Regions from separate parts of the Mus musculus genome. Here region 1 is linked to region 2. A link is a loop called in an ENCODE intact Hi-C map of the cell type or tissue named here. Cell type or tissue: heart. All regions are shown on one strand. Links, peaks and the distances in the headings refer to the core of each region. The heading gives the core; the rest is flanking DNA.

What was found. A loop is a pair of places that touch in the nucleus more often than their neighbours do. Peaks named below come from ENCODE experiments on the same cell type or tissue, not always from the same donor. Only the 100,000 strongest peaks of a DNase experiment are listed, where the experiment ranks them.
Region 1: it touches region 2 in a loop (2.1-fold over the local background); 4 of 42 quality-filtered maps call a loop at or near these places.

Annotation. Positions count from the first base shown.
Region 1 is chr4:14,914,681-14,930,555 of GRCm38, forward strand. It overlaps Pip4p2 (phosphatidylinositol-4,5-bisphosphate 4-phosphatase 2), which reads left to right. Exons shown (of 7, transcript NM_028264.4): 7 at 1-580. It also overlaps a transcript of Gm11837 not described here. Among named protein-coding and RNA genes, the nearest start is that of Gm11837, 8.0 kb to the right of the region's middle. In heart, for the core only: a CTCF peak has its summit at 7,505 (motif pointing left); a DNase peak (open chromatin) is centred at 7,491.
Region 2 is chr4:14,854,865-14,870,739 of GRCm38, forward strand. Pip4p2 (phosphatidylinositol-4,5-bisphosphate 4-phosphatase 2) reads left to right here and starts at 9,355. Exons shown (of 7, transcript NM_028264.4): 1 at 9,355-9,573. The coding sequence starts at 9,468. In heart, for the core only: a CTCF peak has its summit at 9,391; DNase peaks (open chromatin) are centred at 9,327 and 9,847; H3K4me3 peaks cover 2,513 bases; H3K27ac peaks cover 3,033 bases.

The sequences.
Region 1 (15,875 bases), core at 2,831-10,830, 58 kb after region 2:
GTATTTCAGACAACATGTTTTATAATACTTCATCATCTCGTCAAAGACATGTTGACACTGGGTTGCAGTCCTTTTCATTCAATCATGGTAAACTTATCTTCTTGACATCTGTGTACACCCGCTTCTCTGGGAAGAGAACTTAGGACTTTTTTGCTTTAGCTGAAAGTTAGAATTAGAGATTCTCTTACCATTTCTCACCTGGTCAGATAATGACTCGACTTCTTCAAGAGAACGGATCAGAGAGAGAGAGTTTCATCGTCACCTAAAACTTCGCGTGGAATTCATGGACTCAGCTCTTGCACTGCCCAGTTTTGCAGTTTAGAAGGAATTCCTTGAGAGTCAGTGGTCTAAACTCTTTCACATTGTAGAATTAGACAATGAGATGCCCTGAATACATTAGTAGGTGATTCCAAGGGACAAGACTAATGTTCTAAATTATTTATGTTCCTGATTAATATGAAAATGTACTTAATGCAAAGTCGGAGTCAGCTACACCTCAAAGAGAAAATGATAAATGTATAAATGAAGTAGCTCAGGATTCTATGTACCTTTGAAAATATGCTAATAAAGATTATTATTCAAAAATCACTTTGTTCTATTTCTTCCTAAAAAATTAGATTTTATTTCCAAAATTTACTTTGAGATCTTGCTGTGAAATATTCATATTAAGGAAGACAGACCATTTTTGGATAATGTTCCTTTATCTTTTTTATTCTGTTTTCATTACTATGTTTTAAATATTTTTATTTGGTATGCTATGGTATTGTTAGCACACTGTATATTCAGAATAAAATAATCAGTGTCTTGTCTTAATGACAGTACTTTGTAACAGCTCTCACATTGTATTCTATGCTATTTGACAATATCCTTCCGGAATGTATCTATGGGATGGATATATGTGACAGTTTGTTCATATGCTCATCCCCACTTGGATACCTTCCTGGTAAGGAAAGAATGAATATGCATGGGGGATTGGATTATTTTTAGTGCTTATATATACTTGGGTCAGTATTTATTTGTATTTTATTATTATTATGAATTTGTCTGTTTACTTTACATTCCTGTCACAGCTTCCTCTCCCTCATCTCTGCCTAGCCCCTCCACTCTCCTTTCCTCCCTTCCCCTCATCCATACTTCTTCCCCTTCTCCTCAGAAAATGGGAAGCCTCCCATGGGCGTCCACCAGACTTGGCATATCCAGTTGCAGTAAGACTAGGTACATCTTCTGTTGAGGCTAGACAAGGCGACAAGGCATCCAGATAAGAGAAAGGCAGGCTGTGTAGCTTAAAGCTTAAAGCTTACTTTAGGAATCCCACATGAAGACTCAGCTGTACAACTGTTACATGTACGAAAGGCCCAGGTCCATCCCATGTCTGGGTAGCCCTCTGGGTAGCAATTTAGTCTTTATGAGCCCCTATGGGATCAGGTTAGTTGATTTTGCAGGTTTTTTTTTTGGTGTCCTTGACCCCTCTGGCTCCTTCAGTTCTTCCTCCCACTCTTCCAGAGGATTCCCTAGGCTCCACCTAATGTTTGGCTGTGGGTCTCTGTGTTGCATGAAATATTAAAAAAGCAATCCATGCTACCGCTGGCTTGGAACATGCAGACAGGCCGGCCTGTCCTCAGCCCAACACAAGCCAACTCAGCTCCGAAATCTCTCCACCGGGCTAGCGAAGTTTCCATGGCGGGCTGTGGCCATGACCGCCCCATGCTTCCAAATTCCCAAGGCTGGCTGGGGTGCCCTGCTGCCGTACCTTTCTCTGGAACCCAGTTGAGTCACCGAATGAAGGAAAACACCACACAATCTTAGTTTAGAATCAACAGGTAACACAATTGCCGGGCACAGAAGCTACCATCCTAATTTTGTAAGCTGTTCTGTTAAACCCTGCAGTGGCGGATCCAATCTGCCACCTAAATGGGAGGGGGGTGTCCAGCTACCTACATTGTGGCTCCATGTTTCATTATCACAGTTCCTGCCACCAGGGTTTCCATGGTCCCCATGTGGCAGCTACCCTACTCCTACTCCTGCGGCAGATCCTGCTCACATTCCCAGCCATCCATCCGGTTGTTAGCTGTCATTGATCCCTGTAACCTGGCAAAATTGAAACTCTAGAGGCTTGTTATTCATCAGTCAGACTTATATCAGTGAATTTTCAACCACAAAACACCCACATAAAGAACTTAAAACTCAACTGCTATAAACACAAGCTGCACACTTAGATGGGACAAACACACCGTACTTACTATTTAATCACCTAAGAAGTCCCCAGTACTTATGGCTCCGAGGACTGCTTGGTTCTGGTTCCTCTTCCTCTCTTATAGATTCCATCTTGTCTCCTCATCTCCGTCTGCCTCTCTGTCTCTCTGTCTCTGTACTTGTCTCTCAAACTCTCAACCCACCTTCTTTTCCCACTGTCCAGTCACAGGCTTTAGCCTTAACTTGTGCCTGCCCTCACCTGCATAGAGACAGCAATCCACATCTCTGCATCAGTTGCTGGGTGAAGCCTCTCAGATGACAGTTATGCTAGGAGTCTTGCCTGGTTATAGGTGATAGCCAGTTCAGATCCCTTATCCCCTATTGCCAGGAGTCTTAGCTAGGATCACTCTCATAGATTCCAGGGAATTTCCATTGTCCTGGGTTTCTAGCTAGGATGTTTCTTTCCCTACAGTCTCCCCTTCCATCCCCTCTCCACCTCACCCCTCCTATTCCCACCCCCAACCATTCCTTGACCCAGTCCCCTCCCTCCACTTCTGATGTCAAATGTGTTTCCCCTTCTCAGATTCAAGCATCCTGCCTTAGCCCCTCATTGTTACTTAGCCTCTTTGGGTCTATGGATTATAGCATGGTTAGCCTATACTTTATGGCTAATAACTACTTATAAGTGAGTACATACCATGCTTGTCTTTCTGGGTCTGTGTTACCTCATGCAGGATGATCTTTTCTAGTTCCATCCATTTGTCTGAAAATTTCATGATTTCGTTGTTTTTAATAACTGAGTAGTACTCCGTCGTGTGAATTTACCACAGTTTCTTTATCCATTCTGAAGCTGCCTAGGTTGTATATAGTTTATGGCTATTATGAGTAAAGCTGCTATGAACATAGTTGAGCAAGTGTTCTTGTAGGATAGTGGAGCATTTGGGGGGTATATGTCCAGGAGTGGCATAGTTGGGTCTTAAGGTGGAACTATGCCCAATTTTCTGAGAAACTGCCAAATTGATTTCCAAAGTGGTTGTATATGTTTGAACTCCCACAAGCAATGGAGGAATGTTCCCCTTGTTTCAACATCCTCGACAGCATGAGCTGTTACTTGAGGTTTTGAGCGTAGCCATTTTGATAGGTGTAAGTTGGGATCTCAGAGTTGTTTTGATTTGCATTTTCCTTGTGACTTTGGATGGTGAACATTTCTTTATGTGCTTTTTGGCTATAAGAGATTCCTCTGCTGAGAATTCTCTGTTTACATCTGTACCCCATTTTTAATTGGGTTATTTATTTTGTTGGTGTCTAATTTTTTGAGTTCATTATATATTTTGGATATCAGCCCTCTGTCATGTGCGGAGTTGTTGAAAATCTTTCCCATTCTGTAGGCTGCCGTTTTTTCCTTTGATGCTGTCTTTTGCCTTACAGAAGTTTTGCAGTTTCACGAATTCCCATTTATCGTTGATCTTCGTGCCAGGGTTGTTGGTGTTCTGTTCAGGAAGTTGTTTGCTGTGCCAACGCTTTCAAGACTATTCTCTATGTTCTGTTCCTTTAGATTTAGTGTATCTGGTTTCAAGTTGAGGTCTTTGATCCACTTGGACTTGAGTTTTGTGTAGGGTGACAGGCATGGATCTATTTGCATTCTTCTACACGCAACCATCCAGTTAGACCAGCACCATTTGCTTTCTTTTTTCCTATTGTATAATTTTGGTTCTTTGTCAAAGTGTCTGTAGGTGTGTGGATTTGCTCCTGGTTCTTCATTTCTATTCCACTGAACTTGTCTGCATTTGTTCTGTAGTACAGCTTGAAATCGGGAATGGTGACACTACCAGAAGTTCTTTTATTGTACAGGATTGTTTTAGCTGTTCTGGCCTTTTGTTTTGTTTTGTTTATTTCACATGAAGTCGAGTACTGTTCTTTCAATGTTTGTAAAGAATTCTGTTGGAATTTTGATGGGACTTGTGTTGAATCTGTAGATTGCTTTTGGTAGGATGGCCAGTTTTACTATGTTAATCTTATGGATCCATGAGTATGGGAGATCTTTCCATCTTCTTTATCTTCTTTAGTTTCTTTCTTCAAAGATTTGAAGTTCCTGTCATATAGGTCTTTCACTTGCTTGGTTAGAGTTACACCAAGATATCTTATATTATTTCTGGCTATTGTGAAGGGTGTTGTTTCACTAATTTCTTCCTTAGCCCATTTACCAGTTGTATATTGGAGGGCTACTGCCTTTTTTTTTTTTTTTTTTTTTTTTGATTAATTTTATATCCAGCCCCTTTGCTGAAGGTTTGTTTTTTTTTTTTTTTTTTTTTTTAATCAGATAGAGGAGTTCTCTGGTAGAATTTTGGGGCTCACTTTTGCGTCCTAGCTAAAACTTCAAGTACTATATTGAATAGGTACAGATAGAGTGCCAGTTTTGTCTAGTCCTTGATTTTAGTGGAATTGCTTTAAGTTTCTGTCCATTTATTTTGAAGCTGGGTATCAGCTTAATGTGTATTGCCTTAATTGTGTTTAGATATATGCCTTGTATTCCTGATCTCTCCCAGACTTATATCATAAAAGGGTGTTGGATTTTTGTTAAAGGCTTTTCAGCATCTAATGAGATGATCATGTGGTTTTGTTCTTTCAGTTTGTTTATATGGTAGATTACATTGATCGATTTCTGTATGTTGAACCATCCCTCCACTTCTAGGATAAAGCCAACTTGATCATGGTGGATGATGTTTTTGATGGGTTATTGGATTCAGTTTGCAAGTATTTTTGCATCAATGTTCATAAGGATATCGGTCTGAAATTCTCTTTCTTGGACGAGCCTTTGTGTGGCTTCATAAAAGGAATTTGACAGTGTTCCTTTTGTTTTTATTTTGTGGAGTAATTTGAAGAGTATAAGTTCAGAGGCTGATTTCTGAGTTTATCCTTGTTGGATGGGTGGTTTTTGGACACCCCCTCCCTCCTTAGGTTCTATTTCCTCTCTCTCTTTTGGCCTGGAGTTCTAGTGGCTAGTGAGTTTTCAGGTCCAGGAAGGTGTGTCCTCTAGGATTTTGGATGCTGCCCTTGCCTCTGGGGTACCTAATACCAGTGTGGCCTGGAGTCTCAGGTGCCAGAGTGGCCTCCAGGAAAGCACATGGAGTTGTGGACTGGAAAATAAAATCCAGGGGATGGGGTGCCGTTTAAGTCTGTTGGGTGTGTATTAACGGGACTTTGTGGCCAAAGGCTTGGGGTGGGGTCTTGCTTGGTGTTCCTCGTACCTGTGGGCTTCCGAAAAACCGGGTAGAGCTGTGGAGTGCAGGGGACTGTGTAAAAACTGTTGGGTGTGTTTTTACGGGAATTTGGCAGACAGGGGATGAGAGGCGTGGATGGCGTTGGGGGCAGGGTTCTTATCTGGTGTTCCTGGTACAGTCATCGGCTGGAAAGTGGAGTGCAGGGAACAGGGTGCAGTTTACCACAGTTGGGTGTGCTTTAAGGGGACTTTGCCTTTACTTGCGCTTGGAGGCCCTGCCTGGACCTTTCCTGAGCTGGATGGAGGCCCTGTCTGGACCTTCCCTGAGCTGGATGGTTCTCTCCTGGGTTCCCTGCAGCCAGTGTCCCAGCTGCAGTGTGGCCTCTGCAGGTGCAGCAGGGCAAGAGCAATACTTGGTATTTTGAACTACAATATTTAGGTACATATTATAATCTAAGGTTAATGAAAAAAAAATCCAAATAGTACCTAAAAGCAAAACATGTAAAAGACTGGTATGGGAAGTGATCAAAACAAAGACACACCCATCCAAAAATAGTGCATGAAAATATTTACAAGTAAAAGCAAAAGACAAATTGGTGAAGGTATTTTTCAAAATAGTTGAATCTATCTCTGAGATGCAAGAAGGGTCTCAAGACATGAAGAAGCAGTTCCTAAGAGGAGAAATAAGCCAAGTGTGGTGGCACACAACTTTAATCCCAGCACTTGGGAAGCAGAGGCAGGTGGACTGTGAACTTTGTGCCAGCCTGGTGTATATAGCAAATCCAGGCCAGCCTGGGATACATGGTGAGAACCTGTCAAAAATAACAAACAAACAAATAAATAAATAAATAACATGAAACAAAATATAAATATCTTTTTTAAATGATATTTTAAATTTATTTTAATAATTTTTAAATTTATTTTTATTTTATTTTATTTTTAAATATTTTTTAAATTTTATTTTGTGTATATGAGTACACTGTAGCTGTACAGATGGCTGTGAGCCTTCATGTGGTTGTTGGGAATTGAATTTTAGGAACTTGTCTTGCTCTGGTCAACCCTGCTCCCTCTGGTCGACCCTGCTCGCTCCAGTCAACTCTGCTTGCTCAGTCCCTGCTCGCTCTGCCCCAAAGATTTATTTATTATTATAAAAAGTACACTGTAGCAGTCTTAAGACACACGAGAAGAGAGCGTCAGATCTCATTACGGGTGGTTGTGAGCCACCATGTGGTTGCTGGGATTTGAACTCAGGACCTTCAGTTAAGCAGTCAGTGCTCTTTCCTGCTGAGCCAGCTCCTGTTTTTTATTTTTAACAATAAAATATAAATGAATAAAAATATAAATTGTTTATCGTTTGAACCTAGTCACAGCATAAACAATACAATCCTTGTTTTTTGATCTCCTTTAGGGAAAGTATATGTCTAAACTCTAAACACTAAGGAAAAAATAAAAAAAGTTTTCCTCTGGATGATGAGAGACTGATTTAAACATTTTTAAGGGGGCTGGTGAGATGGCTCAGTGGGTAAGAGCACCGGACTGCTCTTCCGAAGGTCAGGAGTTCAAATCCCAGCAACCACATGGTGGCTCACAACCATCTATAATGAGATCTGATGCCCTCTTCTGGAATGTCTGAAGACAGCTACAGTGTACTTACATATAATAAATAAATAAATCTTAAAAAAAAAAAAAAAAAAAAGGAATGCCAGGGCCAAAAAGGGGGAGTGGGTGGGTAGGGGAGTAGGGGTGGGTGGGTATGGGGGACTTTTGGTATATATAGCATTGGAAATGTAAATGAGCTAAATACCTAATAAAAAATTAAAAAAAACATTTTTAACTACATTAATAGTTGAAAATTTCAAAATTTGCACTTACAAGTCAGTAAGTATGATATGAACACACATACCATACTTTCATTTAGATTTTTATACATATTAAAGCTTGGTCTTAAATCACCACAAATTTGCCATCAGTTCTAAATTGTGAGACCGTATGCCCTATATTATCACTTCTTTTTTCTGTGTGCAGCATGTCTCAGTGCCCAGTGAGCCTGGGGCTGGCATGTTTGCAGAAAGACCGCCTCCTAGTGCCTAATGCACAAACAAAGGACTCGATCGCCCCCTGCTGCTCAAAGTGCTAAAGGTCCCATTTGCTTTAGAGGGGAAAATGAACTTTTGACTAGACATTTTCTTTTAAAAAGTATTTTATTATTGGGATGTGTGTGTGTGTGTGTGTGTGTGTGTGTCTGTGTGTCTGTGTGTCTGTGTGTGTCTCTGTGTGTGTGTGTGTGTCTGTGTGTTCGTTCATGTGTCATGATGCATGTGGTGGGGTCAGAGGACAACTTTGGGAGTCAGTACTGCTCCTCATGATTCTGTGGCTCGGCTCCTGAGATCTAACTTGTGCAGCAAGCACTTCTACCCACCGAGTCATCTCACCAGCTCTGATTAGGTTCTTCTGAGAATCTTTTGTGAACATATCTGTTATTTTAGGAGAAAAGAAAAGAATTTAACAATGACACAGGCAAGTGCTTACTGTTCTAATGCCTCAAAACATGCTGTGCATTTACAGGAGGTAAGGAGGGAAACGTGCTCCTTTCTGTTTTACAGAGAGCACGGACATGCTCTCCCGGAGTCCTTCCAAGGCTGATTTTAAATCACTCTACAAAGCAATCACTGCTAGGTGATTCTGATATGTGTCTGTTTAAAATACTGTGTACCAGATTGACCCCCCTCCCCATACGTGAATATATATTCATATGTGTGTGTGTGTTTGTGTATATGTATGTGTGTTCATGTATGCACACATTAAATGTCCACCACACCCATGAGATTCTGAAGAGGGTAAGTTGGTGAAGACCACTAAATGACAGCAGTTTTCAAAGCTCACCTCCCTTCTACTGTATGAGATTTTACTGCACTTCACATTTTAGTTAATGACTTTGGGTCTTATGTCCTCTTTTTATCGAAATTAATGGGAATGTTAATTGAAAGCTTTTCCAACATAATAAAGCTCAAAAATGTATTGAAATATACAACCACATCAAATATAAATTATTTAATTTATTTAACATATTTTCTTTTAATAACTAAATAGTAGGAAGACTGAGTGGAAATATTGTTAGGTATGAGAAAACTGACATGGATTGAGCCTTAAACAATATAACTGAATTTATTTTTTTTGTAATGGTACTTAAAATAGTTATGGAAGAGCCCAACATGCTTAAAAACAAGTCTGTAAATGTCTTCAGTTAATTTTACATGCTGACTTAGACATTTAAGTTTTATCCTGTTTATATTTTGCTAAATGTGCGCCACTTGAATTGAAATGCTCTAGACAGTACTGTGTCAGATGCAGCTAATGACGTGTCCTATGGAGGGTGTATCATTTGCCACTTTTTTTTCTTTTTTTTTAATTAGGTATTTTCTTCATTTACATTTCCAATGCTATCCCAAAAGTACCCCCATACCCTCCCTCCTCCCCTCCCCCTCCCACTTCTTGGCCCTGGCGTTCCCCTGTACTGAGGCATATAAAGTTTGCAAGACCGATGGGCCTCTCTTTCCAATGATGGCCAACTAGGCCATTTTCTGATACATATGCAGCTAGAAACATGAGCTCTGGTGGGGGGGGGGGTGTTACTGGTTAGTTCATATTGTTGTTCTACCTATAGGGTTGCAGACCCCTTTAGCTCCTTGGGTACTTTCTCTAGCTCCTCCATTGGGGACCCTGTGACCCATCCAATAGTTGACTGAGCATCCACTTCTATATTTGCTAGGCCCTGGGAACTCACATGATATGTACTCACTGATAAGTGGATATTAGCCCAGAAACTTAGAATACTCAAGATACAAGATACAATCTGCAAAACACATGAAACTCAAGAAGAATGAAGACCAAAATGTGGACACTATGCCCCTTCTTAGAATTGGGAGCAAAACACCCACGGAAGGAGTTACAGAGACAAAGTTTGGAGCTGAGACGAAAGGATGGACCATCTAGAGACTGCCATACCCAGGGATCCATCCCATAATCAGCCTCCAAACGCTGACATCATTTGCCACTTTTGCAGGTAGAGTTTTGATCTACTGCAGCCCTGTTTTGTCAAGCTTTGGCTGAGGTAGCTTTCTTTATTTTTTTGGTTTTTCGAGACAGGGTTTCTCTGTATAGACCTGGCTGTCCTGGAACTCCCTTTGTAGACCAGGCTGGCCTCGAACTCAGAAATCCGCCTGCCTCTGCCTCCCAAGTGCTGGGATTAAAGGCGTGCGCCACCACGCCGGGCTCTGAGGTAGCTTTCTAACAGACTCTGCTAACGTTGAATTTTTTTTTGAACACTTTGAGTGCCCTATTCCTGTTCAAATGTTTGGATTTAAACTATGGAAATGAATTAGAAAGAAGGCTTAGTGGCTAAGAGTACTAACTCTTCCAAAGGCCTGGAACCTGTTTCAGTACACAGGTTTGCTCACCCATGTTGAACAACTCATGAGCACTCTTTTCTGCCCTTGAGAGCACCCACATGCCTGTGTGAGCATGCATGTGCAAGTGAACATACACAAGTAAAAATATTAAAACTATCCACAGCTCCCTAGTGTATCAATAACATGTTCTTAAAACCTTGGGATGTCTGGTATTTCCATACCAAGTACGTCTTTGGCTTAGGTGTTGGGCATCTGAGCGATCTTGGAGACTTTTCAGACTGAAGCCTTTTGTAACAGGGCATGCGTGACAGAAGCCCATGTGATGCTTTTCTTCTGGTCTCTTCAGTCACGCTTGCTTTATTCATTATATGTAGCTCCCTCTCTGCCTACCGCCTGCCTGTCATCCACAAGTCTCTGTTCACATCTTCACAGTCAATGGGGATGTCAGACTGTGGTTTCCATTCTTGTCACATGATACCGAGTTAACTGTCAACGTGAATGCTTTAGTCGTATTGCAGTCGAGACCAGAACCACTGAAAGGTTTTCTGCTTATGAATCCTTTTCTCCTGAGAAATGTTCATGATACTGACTCTATAGGTATATAGAGTAAATTCACAAATAAAACATTTACTGACGTAAAACATGAAGAATTTTATTTTAAAACACATAAAAATTTACCATTTATTAGTGAGGGAGTGATTTTCACATTAATGAGATGGATGTGCTTGTTTTACATAAAATTTAAAACTTGAATGTTTGATAATGCATGCCACAGAACATCAACATTTTCTTTTCTTTCTTTTTAAAAAAATTATCTTTAATCTTTTTTGCAGTCCAGCTGTTATCCCCCTCCTGATCCTCCCTCCAGCAGTTCCTCATCCTATTCCTCCTCCCCCATCTCCAAAAGGATGTCCTCAACATTCCCCCCACCCCAAGGTCTCCCCACTCCCTGAGGCCTCAAGTCTCTTGAGGGTTAGGCGCATCTTCTCTTACTGAAGCCAGATCAGGCAATCCTCTGCTGTACATGTGTCAGGGGCCTCGTACCAGCTCGTGTATGCTGCCTGGTTGGTGGCTCAGAATCTGAGAGATCTCGCAGTCCAGGATAATTGAGACTGCTGGTCTTTCTATGGGGTTGCCCTCCTCCTCAGCTTCTTCCAGCCTTTTCCTCATTTAACCATAGGGGTCCTGACTTCAGTCCATTGGTTGGGTGTAAGTATCTGCATTTGTCTCAGTCAGCTGCTTGTTGGGCCTCTTGGGGGGGCAGCTAGGCTCCTGTCTGTAAGCACACCATAGCATTAATAACAGTGTCAAGCCTTGGAGCCTCCCCTTGAAATGGATCCCAAATTGGGCTGGTCACTGGACCACCTTTTCCTCAGTCTGTTTTTTTTTTTTTTCCATTTTTGTCCCTGCAGTTCTTTTAGACAGGAACAATTCTGGGTCAGAGTTTTTGCCTATGGGATGGCAACCCATCCCTCTACTTGATGCCCTATATTTCTACTGGAGATGGACTCTACAAGTTCCCTCTCCCCACTGTTGGACATTTCATCAACTGCCTTTGAGTCCTGAGAATCTCTCACTTCCCAGGTCTCTGGTACATTCTAGAGGGTCCCCCACCTCCCAAGGTTGCATATTTCCATTCATTCTGCTGGCCTTCAGGGTCTTACTCCTGGCCCCCCAATACCTGATCATGTTCCCCTTTTCCCCTCCCTTCTCCCACCAGAACATCACCATTTCTAGTCGATCATATTTGACTCCATTATTGTCAATACTGACAACAGAATGCTGGCTTGCAGAATTACATAGTACAGCATGGCAGAAATATACTAAGAGTCATTTCAAAACTTGCCAATTTTGTCCTACTATGAAGACAAAGTATTGGCTTGTGTGTGTTGTATGTGTGTGTGCAGGTGTGTGCACTGGTCCACACCAAGACACAGAATGGTGTCAAGCATCTTGCTCTCTTACTCTCTACCTTATCCGTTTGAAACAGGGTCTCTCACTGAACATGGAATTTGTATTTTTTGTCTAAGCTGGCTGGCCACCAATGGCAGCAATCTTTCTACACCCTCCCCTGCCCAGTGCCCCAGTGTAGGGGTTAAAGGAGCACTTGGCAACTCCTGGCTTCTATGTGACTCCCAAAGATCTAAATTTAGGCACTTATGCTTAAAAAATAAGTGCTTTCTGTTCATTAAGTCACCTCAGCAGCCTGTGAATAATGTTCTATACAACTCTATCCAGCAACTCAAAATGTAAAATAAAAATTATAATGCAATATAATTAAAATACATTTATTTTATGCATGCTCCCTAGCTATTGTATACATAAGAGCAGAAAACTTTAATATTACTTTTATGGGGATGTGTTTATGTGTTGGTTTGTGTATCTGAGAGCTCATGTTTGGCAAGACCAAAAAGTATCAGACATGAAGCTGGAGCTACAGGCAATTGTGAATTGCCTGCTGTGGCTGTGGGTGTACTGGGAACTGAACCCAGGTCTTCTGCAAGAGCAGTACATGTTAATTGCTGAACCGTCTCTCCAGTCCCCCACAGCAGAAAACGTTTCTGTGCAGTAAAAGAACAAGAACCCAAAGCACACAGCAGTCTAGATCATTGACATGTGTGCCTTTATGGCCTGCAGAGTGCCGTGTACACACGCTGTGCTCAGAACCGACGCTACGGTAGAGCTAACCATTCACCACGGGTGAGTACTACCAGACACGCCTCAGATAGTATTTCATTGTGAAAGAATTTTTGGTCATCATGCATTCAATTTGCACTTGCTGTTGCCAACTGTTTTCAGCCCCCACAGTTAGCTGGGTGACGAATGGGTTCCAGCGCACATCTTGAGAATCTGGGCTCTAGACTCACAGCTCTTTGCTTCTGCTGGGACATCTGTCCTTTTCAGTTTTAGATCTTCCTTTCCCTTTATTCCCGAGTCCTGTGCCTCCTCAGAGAAACCAGAAAGCTTTATTTTTATGTTCACCGCAGTGCCCAAGTCAATAGTTTCTAACTCCTCATGCCTCCTCATGCCCTCTGCATCTGTCCGTGCTTGCTCTTAGCCACATGCACTTTCTTTCAGGAACACACTTGTTTGTACAAAGGTTTCTTAAGCATCACTTGGGTGTCTGTAAAAAACATCTGTCTTACTTTGGGTCCTTCCTACCATCTCCCCAATTTCTTCCCCACCCTTCCACTTTCCAGATGATCACATTGAGCCTTAAATCCTTTAATGCATTTTGGTATAAAAGAATAAAAGATCTTTCATCTTTATTTAATGTGCCACAACAAAGCAATCATTTGTATTTTATGCTTCTGTAGGATTGAATTGCTGTTATTCATATCGATTCCTGTTTCATTTATATGTGTGTGATATATATTACATAATTATATACAATATATAATAATTAAATATATATCCATTTGTATTTCTATGAGTATAACTTTCTAATGGATAAAACATTATTTTATGCTTGAACATTCTCTCAGACCTTACTTTTCCTCCAGGGCCTTTTATGGGCCTTTCTTTTTTTTAACCTCTGACCCTCCAACAGTGTCTTTCTTTGTAATTCTTTGATTTCATAGGAACACTTCCACTACCTATACCACACTCTACTTGTCAGCTCATGGGTCTTGTTCCCTTCTGGTTAGATGTGCTTTAGCCTTCAAATTAGGGAAAAAAGAACTTCAATTAAATGAGTAAAATTTGTTATTGCCCTGAATTTTCAGTGATTCAGGTACAGTGGCTTTCTTTGGAAATGTGCAAGTTTTTCTTAAAGTTTCTTAAACTGCTCTATTTTTCTTAATTCTCCAATTTATAATGCTTATGAAATATGTGTATGCGTATGCTATATTGTACTAGTGTACATTTTCTGTATAACTTTTGATATTACAAACTAAACATGCCATTATAGTCTCATCTATGTAAGTCTCAGCTTAACTCATTTCTGTTCCCAAGCCTACCTCTCATATATGTCCATATATATATATATATATATATATATATATATATATATACACACACACACACACACACACACACACATATATATACCATCACTGCTGACTCAATTCATCCTGGGTCACAAACCCAAGACATCCTAGTATCATATTCTCCTTTCCTGTCCAAACTGCCATAAACTGTACTATTTCTTTCTTAGGATCTCTTCCCTTCCATCTATAATTAGATAATGTAATATTCATATATGTGAATATTAAATATAATAATCTTCCATCCTTAATGCAGAGATATTTCTTTTTGTAGTGTTGGTAAATGTCTACAAATGGCCTATGTTTCCATGTCTCCTACTACCCACGACACCTACCATTCGTACCAGTTAGAAAGCTCTCTTAAATAATCAATTTTGATCATGTCATTTGTCTGAAAGCCTTAAAAATGTCACTTAAAAGATCCACCATTAAGGGCTGGAGAGATGGCTCAGCAGTTACGAGCGCTGACTGCTCTTCCAGAGGTCCTGAGTTCAATTCCCAGCAACCACATGGTGGCTCACATCCATCTGTAATGGAATCTGATGGCTTCTTCTGGTGTGTCTGAAGACAGCTACAGTGTACTCATATACATTTAAAAAAAAGTCCACCATTAAATAAAGGCTCAGAATCGGATTTGCATCACATCTTGTTTAGTTTTCCTCTTTGTCTGTCTCTGCTTACTTTGCACTAAAAATATTGTTTTCTTTGTAGTTCCATTTTTCTTCCAGGTAACTGAAACAACCGAAGCATTGCCTTCCCAGGAACACTTTTGCCTAAGGCCTGAGTGTCAGCTGTCTTTCTACTGTACTCCTGAATGTTCTATTCTAGTACTTACCCAGTACTTGCCTATCCAGTACTTACCCAGTACTTGCCTATCCAGTACTTACCCAGTCCTTACTTATCCAGTACTTACCCAGTACTTACTTATCCAGTACTTACCCAGTACTTGCCTATCCAGTACTTACCCAGTACTTACTTATCCAGTACTTACCCAGACCACAAAACTGACTTTGTGTCCCTTTGTATTAAGTTCTGTGAGGGCTGTCTGTACCCTGCCATCACCCCATGTCTGTCTGCCTGCCTGTCTGTCTGCCTCTCTCTCTCTCTCTCTCTCTCTCTCTCTCTCTCTCTCTCTCTCTCTCTCTCTCACACACACACACACACACACACACATCTTTATGTCCTCCGTCACAGGCCTATAGACATGCTGAGGTGAAAAAAATCACAAGAGACTAAAGATGGCAAAGAATGGATTTGTATTCAAATTGACTTTGACTAGCTAATTTGAAGCTTTCAGGCCTGTAATCTGCAGAGTGTGATATTGTCAACTGAGATCTAGAATCACCTAGGCAACAAACCTCTGGCTACGGCTGCGGGAGTTTCTGGACTGGGATGAGGCTGGGAAAGGCTCGCAGGGCTGACTGAATGGAAGCGAGCTGGTGTTCAATTCACCTCTGCGTCATAGGACCAGCTGCCTCTGCTCTTGCCATACCTTCTTCACCATCGGAGACTATACCCTCCATCTGTGAGCCAAACAGACCGTCCCGTTAGGTGTGTGTGTGTGTGTGTGTGTGTGTGTGTGTGTGTGTGTGTGTGTGCTTTGTTTGTTTTTGGACACAGTAACAGAAAAGTAATATGATAAAAATGTGTATGCCTGCTGGCTGGGCTCCATTTCTCAACAACCATCCTTGTCGACAGCTGGAATCCACAGCACCTACTAGGTAGAGCTGCTGCCAGCCCTTTTAACCGGGGAAACAAAGGATTTGGGCGCCTGCTCCAGAGCTTGGGTCACAGACAGGGCTTTCCTCAGACCCAGCCTCTCCCACCGCGTCGGCCTCCCTCACAGAGGCGGGCTGGCTCGCACCCCACCGGTCCGCTCCACCACGCCGCGCAGACCGGCTGTCTAGCGGTCCCGCGAGGAAGGAGCTCGGAGCTCGGAGTCCGAGGCGGTTCACCCGGGCGCCCCGTCGAGGGCGAGCTCGCCCGTGCGCCCCGCCCCGCCCCGCCCCCCCGGAGGTCGCCGCCCGCCGTGCGCGCGCCTCGCTCGCCGCCCCTGGCCCCCGGCCC
Region 2 (15,875 bases), core at 4,738-12,737:
AGCTTGCTGATTTTACTGAAATAACTTTCAAGAAGAACAATAAAGGTGGTAATTTCCTTCTTATTAGTGGCATTTGATAAAGAGAAAAAGTTGCCTTTTCTATTGGTATCCCCAAATTACCGAAAATAGAGCAGCTTAAATAATACAGATTTGTGGGCTGGTGAGATGGCTCAGCGGTTGAGAACATTGGCTGTTCTTCCAGAGGTCTTGAGTTCAGTTCCCAGCCACCACATGGTGGCTCACAACTATCTACAGGAGGAACTGATGCCTTTTTCAGGCAGACGAATGTATATGCAGCAGAGCATTCATACATTAAATAAATAAAAAAAAATTTAAAAATTAAAAAATAAAATAAAATGAATAATACAGATTTGTCACTATAAGCGAAAGTCCACCATGGCTCTGTTGGGTAAACACAAGGCGTTTCAAGGGCCAGGTGAAACCTTGTTCCTTGCTTACTTGTACTTTGCCAAGTCCAGTTCTTTGTGAGCATAGGCTCTGTGTCCTTGCTGTCGTTAGTTGAAGGTCAATCCTAACTTGCAAAGGCCACCCTGAGTCTTCAGTCTTCTCCCATCCTCTAAGCTGGCAGTGGTAGGCTGTGTTCTCTTCACTTTTCACAGCTCTTGGGAATCTGGCCTTGACTGGAAAAGGTGCTTAGCCTTTAAAGACTCACGTGCTTAGGAGGGGCCAGGAGGGGCCATTCAGATCAGACTTCTTGCCTGTAGGTCTGTACCATATAATAAGATATGCAAAGTGCCCTTTGCTTTATGAGATAAAACAGGCACCAGATCTTGGGAGTTAGACTGTAGATGTCTTTGGTACCATTTTGCCTATCACTGAAGTGAGCTAAAGGAGGAACATTTGTAACATACTTTAAAGGAAAATATATGGTCCCAAAAAGTCTTTAAACTAGTAGCAAGTTTTCAATAGGGATGAAGGCCTCAGGATAAAATTCATATGGAGGGTGACTTCCAAGAAACAGAGAGTGATATAGAAAATTTCCTTAGCTATACAAGAATTTGATATAACTATTCTTTCCCTCCCATCCACTTTGTTCACAGAAATAACAACTCTAAGACTTCATTTCTATGGACAAATGCATAAGCTAATAACCTTGGCTCTGTTCCTTGACTAGCTCCTATCTCAATAATCTAGTTTATTCTAGTCTAAGTTCTTCTACTGGTTAGTTAACTCTCATCAGGTTTATTCAACCATCTTCCTCTCTATCTGGATGATCTCTTGAGCCTATTTCCCAGAATTCTTTTCTCTCTCTCTCTCCTGGAACTGCTGCCACCTATTCCTGCTTCAGCTCATTGGCCATAAGCTTTTTTATTGACAGATGGTATGTCCATAAAGTAAATAATAGATTCTCTCTACAATTTGTCTTGCTAACTTTTCTATTCTTATGATAAAATATCATGAGAGAAGCAACCTCCCTCTGGTTCTCATGACAGGTCAGCAGGAATAGCTCACATCATTTCTTGAATGAGTCTTTGTTGCTGTCTGAAACCCCAGGAACCATCCTTCTATTATTTATATAGTCTTTGTAGCCTTTAGGGCTTTCAAATTCCAATGAGAATAGTCCATTAAACTCTGTTGACAGCATTTAAGGATATTTTTCTTGTTAGGTCCAAAGTCTACCATATTTGTCCTAGAAACAAGTTCCAAAGCGTAAAAACCATATATTCAGGTTTATCACAACAATGATAATACTTTCAATAATACTTTTTTTGTACTGAGATACTTTTCTCGTTCTTGTGACAAATTGCCTGACAAGAAGCAACTTTTTAAGGGAGAGAGTGGTTACTTTGTTACATGTCAAGGGGATACAGTCTGTCAGGATAGGGACAGCTAGGTAACAGGTACAGAAGGCTTCTAGTCACATTGCACTGAAGTCAGGAAGCAGAGGGTATGGGGTCCCTAAAGGCATCATGACCAGTAAGTAGCATAAAGATCCATGAAGAGGCAAGAAGGAAAAGTCGATTCAGCCTGAGTTAGCCAGGCTGGATCAAACTTTTCGAGTCTAATGTCAGGAGATTTATTGCCAGCATATTTAAATAGTACAATTTGAGGGGAAACATTTTTCCTGTTGTAATACAATTTCTGGTGCACAAGGAAGCCCAATTACATTGAAACTCAGCCCAAAGTACATGCCACTTTTTCCAAGAAGATGGTTTCTAGAGATAGGCTACATGTATTGGCTTAAGGGCCCAGGGAAGGATCTGGTCTGATCTCTGTCAAACTGACAACACAGTGGTCATTTGGGCTACTAGCCACCTCCAGTCCTTTGGAGTGCTTGGGGGAGCTCCTAGCTATACAGATAATGGAAGAGTCATTTAGGACACTTGGACACTTCTGGTCCTGTTTGTGGAAGCTTGCTATGGTCTGGCTCTACAGATAACACAAATCACCAGGCTGTTATTCACCTCCAATTCCCAGCTTTCAGAATGGGGAAAAAAACAGGTTATACAGCCTTTCCTTTCAAAGGATAATCCTGCATGCTTAACATTCCTGGTTTCCCTGGTGATCTGTGCGTGCAAGGATCTCTTCTTGCTTCCAACAAGAAGGTGAACAGGAAATAGAATGAGTTCATAAAACACCGAGTTCCACCCCCAGTGACTCATTCTTCCAACAAGGCACCACCTCCTAAAAATGCAACAACGTTCTTAAAGAACACCAGCAGCTGGGGACCAGGATTTCCAGCCTATGAGCTTATAGAGGGTATTTTACATTCAATGAAATTATAGAAATATGGACTTAAAGAGACAGTATCAAGTGTAACATATCTTACAGAAAAGCATGGGTTCAGTGGGAGGCCAAGAGTGAGGGGAAGCAGTAGACAGAAAATGGAATACCAGAACACGCAGAATTGTATCCTCATGAAGGAGAATCCTGTACTGTTATACACAAGCAACCAGTGACTTGTTCCCCAGTACATTTCAGAATCCTGTTCTATCCAAGCAGTTGAACTGTGGAATCATAGTTACACATGTACATACGTACATACATACATACATACATACCAAAGAGCTCTGTATGGACCTGGATTTGGCTTAGGCGACACAATGTACAAAGTAGATTTGGGGAATTTTCTTAGTTTATGTTTCTATCACAGAGTACCACAAACTGGAAAACTGGCACCAAACAAACCAACAAAAATAAAATTAAAAAACAAAACATTTAGTTGGCTCATGTTTTTGAGGCTAGACATTGAGGGCCCGTGCATGGTGCAGAATAACTTGCTGGTGGGGACTTACAGAGGTCTAAGGAATTGCACAAAGTATCAAATAGGTCACATGCACTAAATAGACAGAGCTAAACTGGCTTCCACGACAGATCCAATCTGGAGATGGCACTAACTCCTTAATTCATAAGTGGATTCTTGCACAACGTCTTAAGTGCTGCACTGTTCCCACTTCTATACCTCGCAAAGGGGACTAATGAATACTCCATGTAAGTTCCTTTAAGGACTTTCAAAACATAATATGGACACAGCAGAATTTCATTAGTTGGAATCTAATTGTCTTTTCCTAAAGTGGGACACAGACCATTGTAAATAAAGGGTAAACAGTCGTATAACTGTACAATGGCTTTCAACAATCCTGTCTTCTTATGTTCCATGCCCCTTTGCGATGTGATTGCTGGTCCTCCCACCAAGAAACAGTGCCTATTCCTCCACTGGCCTTGTAACTTCGAAGAGGAAGGGTGATCACTAGTTGACCAACCGAGAGTCAAAGGTAGGATTCGAAAGCCGCTGACAGCCAAAGCATGTTGTAAAAGTGACAGTGTTGGAAACGGCACTCTCACTGTGGCTTCCTCTTGGAGTAGAGCTTTAATACTAGAAGGCACATAAGGATTGTGAGGAGATGTCCATCCACCTCAGATGTCCTAGCTGAAACCAGCTATAAGCAAAGTTTCCAGCTAAGCTTAGCTGGCTAAGTTGATGCAAGTCTAGTCACCTAATCAACCTACAGACAATTATGTGCAACCAGTCACATTGTGTAAAGCAACTGGCTTTGGATGTGCTTTGCTATATAGCAAATAACTAGGGTGGCAGTCCAGTTACACTATACGTCACATTGCTTGTGTGAGCAAAACCTCTCATTATAGCTGATGCATTGGCTTCTCTTGTGAATAAAGATGTCACCTGTCATAAAAATGAAATATCATGAACTTGTGAGTGCTACTTAACCTTTATCGAGTAACTGTAAGCCATGGTGTTATCTTGAAACTAGAATGAAGTGATGTCCATCTAGGAGATTTTTTTTTTTTTGTCTGATTTGGTATTACTGTAAATGCAACCTCCATAGATCTACTATCTTTTACAGTGAAGGAGTAACTGGCATTAGCTTCAAATAAGTTCTAAGTTGAATGGGGACGCCACCATATGACAAAGTAAAGCAAAATAGCTTTCTGGATTGATTTATGGTGAAATAAAAGAGGAAAAATTCTTCAAACGTATCCCTCTATAGGTACAACTATAGTTGTAGAGACACATTGCAACAATAAAAACATATTGTTAAGTTAAATAGCAATACTGTCATCTTCATTAAAAAGTTATGAAAGGCCTCAAGGATGGGTCAACATTTAAGAGCCCATACTACTCTTGCAATGGATCCAAATTATATTTCCTGTCAGGTAGATCACAGCTACAAATTATTCTAGCTTCAGGGGACCCAAAGCTTCTAGACTCTGTGGGCACTCGCCTGTGCATGCACATATGCCCATGCAATACAGGATTGTTCTTTAAGTCATGAAATGATCTAGGCACAGTGGTATACACGTGTAGTCTCAGGGATACATTAAAGGCTGAGACAGGTTACAGAAGGACTGCTTGATCCCAAGAGGTTTCAGCCAGCTTATACAATCAATACAGGGGACAACCCCACTCTTACCCTAAGACAGGATCTCATCACATAGTCCATGCTGGCCTGAAACTTGTTATGTAGCTGAGGCTGGCCTTGAACTTCTTTCTGTTCCTGCTGCCTCCATCTCCTAAGGGTTGAGATTACAACAGTGCACCACCTCCCTCAGTTTATGTAGTACTGTGGAGTGAACCCTGGGCCTTGTGCACAGTGAGTAAGTACTCTATCACCTAAGCTATATCCCAAGATTTGCTCTAGACTTTTTCATGCTGAAGACTTTTATTAAGGCTCTGGGATTATACAATATTTGTTTATTCAATCATTTCCTTATTTGTCTGGCAAATAGAATATGCTTGTTAATGTGCTATATATTATGTTAGACATTGGAGATATATTGTGAATACAAGACATATGGCTGTTTCCTCCTCAAGGACTAGCTTTCATAGTACTTGAGGGGGGGTGCTATACAAGCTGCCAAAGTGAGAAAAACAATGAATAGTCCCTACCCAGAGGTGACATCTAGGAACCACAACAATGACTGCCACGGGAAGATGTTCCAAAAGGTGCAATTGTGGTGCTCATATCTTGGTGGTAAGCTGTTGCATGTAGTTCCTACTACCCGACTTTAAGCTCTGAGTGGACAGCACTACCAGCCCCTGCCCAGAGAGTATTGGATCCGCGGATGAAAAACACAGACACACACACAGCTCAATTTCAACCTGGCTTATTGGCTCAATTGTTGGGTGCTTTTAGTCTCCTGTGGGTAGCGTGCCCTTCCCAATACTCTTAGCTCAGCACTTCTTAATCTACCCTTAGCTTAGTGTCCCAGTTACCTTCTCCTTGTTCAACAACCCCAAACTACCCTTGCCTTAGTTGCATTTCTAATCTCCCACCTGGGGAAGCAGCCTATGGCCATTCCACCCACAAGGTTAAACTTTTCTCCCTCTGAAGTATGGAGAAATCCCTCTTCCTCTTCTTGGTTTCTTGGTGTGCCTGCAGGGAGCTGGAAGTCCTGCCTCTTTTGTTCCATCCAACAGTTGGTCCCTTGCATCTTTATTAATCAGTCAAGAACCAGTTGAGGAATAAGACCTTAGGATCAGAATCACCTCCTACAGCAAGCATTAGAAATATGACTGGGCTGGGTAGTGGTGACACTTGGGAGGCAGAGGTAGGCAGATTTCTGAGTTTGAGGCCAGCCTGGTCTACAGAATAGAATAGTTAGTGGAGTACCCAGCCCCGAGGGCTATAACTCCACATAGAAGCAATACAACCTCTGTACCCCAGGCTCAGGGACTATAGTGGTTTGCATCGGAATATCTCCCATAGACTCCTGTGTTTGAATGGTTGGCTCATAGGGAGTTGCACTATTAGGAGTGGGGGAGGCTTTTCTAGAGTAAGTATGGCCTTGTTGAAAGAAGTGTGTCACTGGGAGGGGTGGACTTTGAGGTTTCTTATGCTCAAGTTCTGCCCAATGTGGAAGCTAGTCTCCCTTTGCCACCTGCTAGATCAAGATGTAGGACTCTCAGCTCCTTCTCCAGCACCATGCCTGCCTGCCTGCTGCTGTCACAATTCTTACCATGATGATAATGGAGTGAATCTCTGAAACCGTAAGACAGCCCCAATTAAATGTTTTTCTGTATTAGAGTTGCCTTGGCCATGGTGTCTCTTCACAGTAATAGAAACCATAACTAAGACAGGAAACATGTCAGAAGAGGGAGTAGAGAAATTGTAGGACCCAGAGGACCAGTGAAATTATATCTCTTAGAAATGACAGGGAAGGGGCTGGAGAGATGGCTCGGCAGTTAAGAGCACTGACTTCTCTTCCAAAGGTCCTGAGTTCAAATCCCAGTAACCACATGGTGGCTCACAACTATCCATAATGAGATCTGATGCCTTCTTCTGGTGTGTCTGAAGACAGCTACAATGTATTTACATATAAATAATAAATAAATCTTAATTTAAAAAAAAGAAATGACAGGGAATCTACACCCATGATTCCTCAACAATATGTCAAACAATGACAACAGTAACAGACATATTAAATCGGAAGGGCGAAATCTCAAAGGACCCTATTCCTGGACGAAGAACTATAGTCAATGGAGAACTAGTCTTCCCCAGGAATGAGCCACTGTTTATATAATACCAATTGATAGGGCCTGAAATTGTGTACATACAATCAACAGACTCAGCTGGCTGTATTGATACACTTATGTATATGTATATATATATATGCAATAATAATAATCAAATAAAAAGGGGCTATGAATCTGAAAGGGAATGGAGGAGTGTGTGGGAGGACTTGAAGGAGGAAAGAAAAGGGGGAATGAGGTAATCAAAAATTTAAAAAGGACTCTCCCCAAAAGATCTTTGTCTTCTGACTTCATCTGTCAATTGGAGATAGACAGTAGGAGGATAATGCAACTGTAAATATACTGTTAAAATGGAGTAGGGGGTGGCATGACAGAACATGAGCTCTACTGTCAACTTTGCCTCACTACAAACAAACACAGGAGGCAAATACCTTATTTAGCTCATTCCGGCAATTCAAGTACAAGGTAGAAGTTGTCCTCTGATGAGCGCTTCAGATGGCAAAGAGAAAATCAACGGTGGGAGTAACTCGGCCTCTCATCACAGAGCAAGCAAAGTGTGGAGACGTATGGGATACAAGACAGCAACGCATTTTCTTTTAAGGGTGTACACCTTTGATCACCCAAAGGCTCTTCCTCTTAACCTTTGACAACCCCTCCCAGTACTGTTTCTGCGGGGAACCAGTCTTTTACATACAAGCCTTTGCAGGACAATCCAAAACATGACTAGGGTAAAAGCAGGGTTCTGTGAATTGGTTTTGTAATTTTCTTCAACTCAGCGATCTTTACTGTGAGGTACTGGTACTCATTCTTCAACGGATAAGCTCTTTTTTTTTTTTTTTTTTTTTTTTTTTTTGCTGGGAGTGACACATCGTGAGTTTTCAAACCCCAGTCTACTGGAGACCCATCTAAGTTCTCATAGGGGTCACACCATAATAAGATCTTTATATTGCATTGTATCTTCCTGTTATTGGCCGCCCAAAGATGCTACATGAAAGAAAACATTGTTCTTTACCTTCCCTTAGGGTTTCCAGTTGGTACTTTATAGATTCAGGAAGAAAGAGTATGTCTTCAGAGAGCAACTTGAGGATCCTAAATGTGATTTGAGTAGTTTCGAATGTCTGCTGTTTATACGGACTGAAATGTAAGGGGCAACTCCCAATCTCCGGTACAGCTATTTCACTGTGGGACTTTTCAGCCACCTTGAGCATGGAGACCACACCCTAGATACTTGGGGACACCTGGAAGGTGAGTAAATAATTCTTCCGAAGTCACTCAGAAGAACCTCAGCAGGAAAGCTATTATTCTGATTGCATTTTTATTTGGATGTGTTCTAAACTTTGGTTTGTTTCTGTTGTTTTTTTAAAAAATGTAAATCGCATTGGAATCAAATGACAAAACATCAAAAAAGGGTAACAAAAATGTAAATAGAAAATAAGACAATAAGTCTGTTGAGTATTTAAAAACATTTATTAAAAAAACTGTGTGTGTGAGTGTGTGTGTTGATGTAGGCCTGATGAAGGTATTGGATTCCTTTTACTAGAGTTACAGGTGGTTTGTGAGCCACGAAATGTGGGTGCTGAGAACTGGCTTTTGTGACCTAAGCAAGATCAGTGAGCACCTTAATCAGTGTGCTAGCTCTTCAGTACAATGACCTTTTTTTAAAAAAAGAAAAATCTTTTGTAGGAAAAAGGTTTAATTTTTACATTATACAAAAAAGCCCCATTATTCTACAAAAACTAAAATGACAGTCTATTTTGTAAAACGGAAGTTGTAAAAGTTAACACTTATGCTTAAAGTGCCAAAAATCAAATGTCAGCACTCTTATTCCTAAAAAAAAAAATCAAGGAAAAGAGGAAAGCCTAATGCGCAGGCACCAACATTTCTCAGACAACAGATTCTCAGCTATGGTTCATAACAAAGAAGAAACCTCTCCGAAGAAAATGATAACCCAAGAAATAAGTTTTCTTCACCCAGCTGCAAAGTTTACCAGACAAGTTAGACTCTCCTACTTCCTGGAGGAGCTGAACTTGATTGCTCTGGTTTTGCCCGTAATCCAGTACAGGCCTTTCAGTGCCTCTCAAAGCTGCTCTTTATCCTCGGTTCCCTTAGTTTAAAAGATTCCTCACCCTCTCTTTCCCTTTGCCCCTCCTCTTGCTTACTTGATCTCTTCCCCTCCCCCACTTCCTAATCAGTCCTCCCGTCTCCCCTTTTCTCAGACTGGCTGGCTTTCCCTCCACACTTCTTCCCTCCCTCCTCCTTCTCCTCCTCCTCCTCCTCCTCCTCCCGGGCTCTTTCTTTCCTCTCCAGTCCCCTCCCCCAGCATGCCTCCCGGCGTGCTTCCCTTCCCCCGGCCTCGCGGTCCCGCACCCTCCCCTCCCCCGCCTCCTGCCTTGTGACACATCCTGGGCCCTCCCGGAGGCCGTAGCGGCGGCGCGGCGGCATTGCTGGCCACCACCTCCTCCCTAGCCGCAGCCCAGCTCAACCCGCGGCCCGCCGCGCTGTCGCTGCAGTCATGGCTGCTGACGGGGTGGACGAACGTTCGCCTCTGCTGTCAGCATCCCATTCGGGAAATGTCACTCCCACAGCCCCGCCGTACTTGCAGGAAAGCAGCCCCAGAGGTAAGGCCGGCATAGACCTTTCTGCTTCTCGCAGAAACGTCTGGAAGGATGGAAGGATGAATGCCGGGGAGCTCTAGCGCGGAGGCGGAGGAGAGCTTCTCCCTTGGGCTGGGGGAAAAGGATGCCTTCCCAGGCTCTGCCTGCCTACCCGAAAGCCTGTCTGCAGGGCTTCGCTGCTGCTGCTTGTGGTGTGGAGTGTGTGCTTGAACACTTCCTTCCCAGCTTCAGGATCGGACATGAATTTTCCCAAGCTCCGAGCTGCTGTTTCCAAAGCAGCCCCTAAGTGCAGCTGGGCGGTGGTGCAGATCCTTCAGTCATTCACAAGTGCTTTCGGTTGCTGAAAAACACGGGGCACTGCTCACCCTGGCATCTGCCCTTGAGAGGACTTCAGCAGGAAACATCTTAGTCCCTTACACTCGGCCCCGGAGTGCAAGCAGGGAACTGCCTAACCAGAAGCAACAGAGTTTATCCCTAATATGTCCGAAATTCCTAAGCTACGGGCATTGCTGCCTGTAAGGAGTGTGTTTCATAGCTTCAGTGGTGAATGAAGAGCCTTCCGTTAGGAAGGAGGAATTTTTTAAATGCATGTCTGGGTGAGGTTGAAATTAACTTCTAAAAAGTTCCCCAAGTTTATACCGTATATATTTTTAGTTTTGTTTTTCAGTGTAGAATTAAAAAGGGATTTGGAGAAATGGTGTGGTGAAGGAGAAGTCTCTTTACCAAAGGATTCGATTTATTCAAGCACTGTCTTTGTTCAAAGTCTTTGGGAGTGTTTACTACGGTAGTCTGGAAGGCAAGCCTTACAGAGATCATTAAATATGGCACGTGCAAGCGTACCTTACTTCATCTTGCTCTTTTGGCTGGATGTGAATGAAGTTTAAAACCCAAGGAGGCCAAAGTTAATAGTGTTTTGGGAATATAAGCAGGTCACGTGTCTTGTAACACAACTTCTAAGTTCATGTCTGAAATGGGGCAGGGGGGGGCGCGGGGGGGGGCGGGAAACACTACAACAGGTTGAAGTTGTCTGGCATTTAACATTTCTTTTTAACATTTTATAACTTGAAAATCAACATTCTGGGTCTCAATCTATAAACAGAAGCAGAACAAAGGAAAACTGTGGTTAGCTGGGAGTAATTCAGAGTGATTGACAGCCTGAGAGGAAAGGGGCAAAGTCCAAGGGAACTGACACACAGAAAACGTACAAGTGACCCTTGTTGGCCAGAAGTCGGGGGATTTCCCTTACTGGCCATTTGATATTAATATTGTACTATCTAATCCTTAGTCACAGGTTCCTGAATGAGTGTTTCAGTTTTATTAATTTTTGTCTATGGAATAAAATTGATGATTTATTAAGGGACTGAGTTTGGACTGAAGTAATGGAAATACCTTTTCCTTATTTTAGTCAATCTGTGTTTAGGACAAACACACACACACACACACACATATATATATGTATATATATATATGGACCTGCATAGACTTCATTGTTCTCTATAGATTTCCTTAATTTGATCAGATTCCTCAAACTACAAAGAGAGTGGCATTTCCAATCAAGCACTGAAAAGAAGTCATTTTACTCTAAAGATCTCTTAACTTAAAGATCTTTTAACTCCTTTGGCCTAAGAGTACAATAATTTTTTTTTTGGAAACGATGGAGATATTTAAAACACTAATATATGGGATAACATCTATGAAGGAAGAAACGTAAATGAGAAGCAAAGTCATTTTTTTTAAGATTTATTTATTTATTATATGTAAGTACACTGTAGCTGTCTTCAGACACTCCAGAAGAGGGCGTCAGATCATGTTACAGATGGTTGTGAGCCACCATGTGGTTGCTGGGATTTGAACTTTGGACCTTCGGAAGAGCATTTGGGTGCTCTTACCCACTGAGCCATTTCACCAGCCCAAGCAAAGTCATTTTATTCGCATGATGACAGTATCTTTTCTTGATTACTAACAACTATTTGAGTAATACACACGTTCTAAATCTTGGACACTGTCCCATTCATTCATTCATTCATTCATTCATTCAGGAACTTTATGGGCCCTCACAGTATGTCACATGCTACACTTCTCTGAGTCAGGCTGACTAAAACTGGGCCTTTATGGAGCTCAGGTAGTGGAGAGAAAGAATAAATTCCAGAGTGATTCAGTTCAGATGCTTTTGTTTTGTTTTGTTTTGTTTTTGTTTTTTCCTCAGACAGGGTTTCTCTGTATAACCCTGGCTGTCCTAGAACTCACTGTGTAGACCAGGCTGGCCTTGAACTCAGAGATCTGCCTGCCTCTGCCTCTGGAGTTCTGGGATTAAAGGTATTCGACACTAATCTCTGGCAGTTCAGATTTTAAGACTTCTTTTATCATCAGATTCTGTTAATAGCTGCAAATAGTAAGCTTTTTAGTTGAAAACCAGTGACTAGAAATTGAATATACATTTTGGTGGGTAATTTTAGTTTACGATACCAACTATAATTATTCAAACTCTGTGTGTGTGTGTATTATACGTGTTTGTGTGTACAAGTGCTACAGGTCCACAATCATGTCTCTCTGTCATTTTCTAATTCAGTTTTTGAGACAGAGTCTCTCAGTCAACCTGGAGCTAATTGACTAAGCAATTCGAGATGACTATCAAAGCCCACAGGTCCTCCGGCCTCTTACTCCTCATGCCGGGGGTTCTAGTGTGCACCACCACACCCAGCTTTCTATGTGTGTTCTAGGGATCCAGACGTCAGTCCTCATGCTTCCGTAGTAAACACGTGATCAGCTTCACTGTCTTTATATCCTAATTACTCAGATGTTTAATAGGTTAAAAAGAGGGCGAGGAGGAGGAGGAAGAGGAAGAGGAGGAGGAGGCTTAACCACAACATTTTATAATCCATTGCTTTGTGCCACTCTTTTTAAAGATTTATTTTTTTATCTTATGTGTATGTGCCTGAGTGTGTGTGTGTGTGAGTGTGTGTGTGTGTGTGTGTGCAGCATGTGTGTGTGTGTGTATGTGCAGCATGTGTGTGCAGGTGGTCGAGGATGCTGGCAGAGAGCATTGGATTCCGTGGAACTGGAGTCCCATGTGGGTCCTCTACAAGAGAGGTATGTGCTCTTAACCACTGAGCCACCTCATCAGCTCCTTCTTTGCATCACTTTCTAAGGATCGTGAATTATCATTCCTATCTCTTGAGAAGAAATAGTGACTTTTGGGTTATTTCAGGGTAGGCTATTAATAATATAGTGGAGAACATTTAGCATTGGACATTAGGTTTTGCCCAAGAAGAATTCTATGCAGTCTTTTGTGATGGTTTGTATATGCTTGGGCCATGGAGTGGCACTGTTGAGAGGTGTGGCCTTGTTGGAGTAAGTGTGGACTTGTGGGTGTGGGCTTTAATACGCTTGTCTTAGCTGCCTGAAAGTTAGTATTCTGCTAGTAGTCTTTGGATGAAGGGGTAGAACTCTCAGCTCCTCCTGCACCATGTCTGCCTGAATGCTGCCGTGTTCTTGCCCTGATGATAATGGGACTGAGCCTCTGAACCTATAAGCGAGCCCCAATTAAATGTTGTCTTTTATAAGACTTGCATTGGTCATGGTGTCTGTTCACAGCAGTAAACCTTAACTAAGACATCCTTGAAACTATCCACCCGAGTTTCTGAGTAGAATGTGGGTGGTCCCCAATATCAATACTGGGTAGCTTCTCTCCTGACTACAATACTCTGGTATATAAGCCAGCTTGTGGCTCACAGTCATCTATTGGATGGAACACAGGGCCCCCAATGGAGGAGCTAGAGAAAGTACCCAAGGAGCTAAAGAGGTCTGCAACACTATAGGTGGAACAACAATATGAACTAATCAGTATCTCCAGAGCTTGTGTCTCTAGCTGCATATGTATCAGAAGATGGCCTAGTTGGCCATCAGTGGAAAGAGAGGCCCATTGGTCTTCCAAACTTTATATGCCCCAGTATAGGGGAACACCAAGGCCAAGAAGTGGGAGTGAGTGTATAGGGGAGCAGGGTTGGGGGAGTGTATAAGGGACTTTCGGGATAGCATTTGAAATGTAAATGAAGAAAATACCTAATAAAAACTGGAAAAAGAAAAAAAATAAGCCAGCTTATGTTAAGGCGTAGCAATTAAAAAAATAGATATTAGTTTCATTTGAAATGAAAGTAGGGGGAAAAGTACTATAAACTTGAATAGTTTGGATCGATTAAATGGTTCCCTTTGAGACAATATATGGCAGAACGATAGAACTTTTACATTTGCATCCCAGTTTGCTTCTCTTTTGATGTAATAAAACACTATGACCAAAAGCGATTTGTGAGGAAAGGGTTTATTCCAGCTTGGGAAGCCAGAGCAGGCGTTCAAGGTAGGAATCTGCAGGCAGGCTCTGAAGCAGAATTGGTGGAGGGGTGCTGCTCATTGGCTTGTTTCTCGTGGCTCGCTCAGCTTGCTTCCTTCTGCAGCCCAGAACCACCTGCCTAATGGCAGAACCACTGCCCACAGTGGGCTGATACTTCCCATGCCAATTATTAACTAGGAAAATGTTCCATAGGCATGCCCGCAGACCAGTCCTGGGGAGGCAATTCCTCAGCTGAGGTTCCCTCTGCCCAGGCAACCACATTTTGTGTCAAGTTGGCAAAAATTAATAGTTCACCTTACAAATTCTGTATAAATTATGTTTCGAATTCCAGGTTGTCTAAGTATTGACAATGGGAATGGGCTTATGTACTTGCATATCGTTCAGAAAGGGAGATACTATGTTATAAACAGAGAGACGGGTCTTCTAGGCTTGTTTCTTTCATTCATTCTTCAACCAATCCTGGCATTTTAGCCAAGCTCTGTGGTAGGAAAGGAAAAACAGACTAGGTTCCTTTTCTCTTATGATATAATAGGGACGAATTGCACAATCATCCACAGAAACACAAAATGCAAAGGGGACAAGGACCATATTTGCAACATGTTTAGTGCCTCGACCACATTCATTGATTTAACCTGGCTACGGGAGACAAGAAAGGCTTTCCTGAGCTGTGATTGGAATCTAAGGTGGAACAGGAGTTATCCAGATGGACGTTGTATGCAAAGCAAGTAGTATGAAACACACACACACACACCCAAAACAACCAAAAAAACCCACAGTATCCGAATGGGGAATGGTGAGGGATCAGGGGAGGAAATCCAATGTTGCTAAAGTAGAAATAGGGCAATGTAGGACAAGTGCTACAAAATGAGATTAGAGAGGTAGGTGTGGTTGATAGTCTCCATAGATTTCCTTGCCTCATAATAACTTTGTTTTCAGACATTCAAGTGTTATAGAGCCTCCGCCTTTCAATGAGGACTGACCCCATGACTTGGTTTAGACTCCAGAATAAGGTAGGAGATATGCTGAATGAGATTAGATGTTAATGAGAAGACATTATCGTTTTTGCTTTGGACATTATTGCACTTTGGAAAAAGTAACTTGTGTAAGAAATAGGATGACTGGACACAGTCATGCTTAGAGAAAGCCAAAACCAACCATTCAAAAAGCCCACAAAAAAAGAACAGTGTCTGACCAACCTTCAGACATGTCAATGTTTTGGATAACACTACACAGACAAGTCTTCAAATCACACTAACTAAAGCCAAACTGTTACTACGTCTACAGAAGAGATTGTAAGTAACAACATCCCAAACTGATGCTGAACAACTCACAGAATTGCTGTTTATGATACTATATTTTTGAGTGATTTGTTCTGCTGCACCAAGGGACCCTACAATGAATATGAGTTGATTTGAGAGCATTACAGGCCATATGAAGGGTATTTTCTTTAAACAAAAATAGTGTGTCAGATCTCTATTTTAAATCACTCTATAAAATAGATAAATTAGATGGTTGACCAGAGTATATAGGGATAACTGTCTTATTGAATGCAGTAATAATTCCAACAAATTTAATTTTGCTGTAACCAGGTTATATGTAGGGATAAAAGCCAAGAGATGAGGTTTAGGAGGGAGACTAAAGCTAAGCATCGAGGCATATACCTATAATTCCAGCTACTCAGGAGAACTGTAGTTTGGGGGCTAAGTCAATTTAACAAGATCCTGTCTCGAAAAACACATGCAACAATGAACAAAGGGATGGAGATCAAACCCAGTGGCAGACGATTTGAGTAGAAGAGAAAAGCCTCGGGCTTAGTTCCCAGCGCTGCCAAATCCAAAGCAAATCAAAGGGAAGATGGAACTGACCTTGTCGATGGACAGCTACTGGGAGTGCAAGGATGATGACGAGGATCTCCAAGAATTCTGCTTCTGCAACTCTATGACTTCTCTGACTGCAC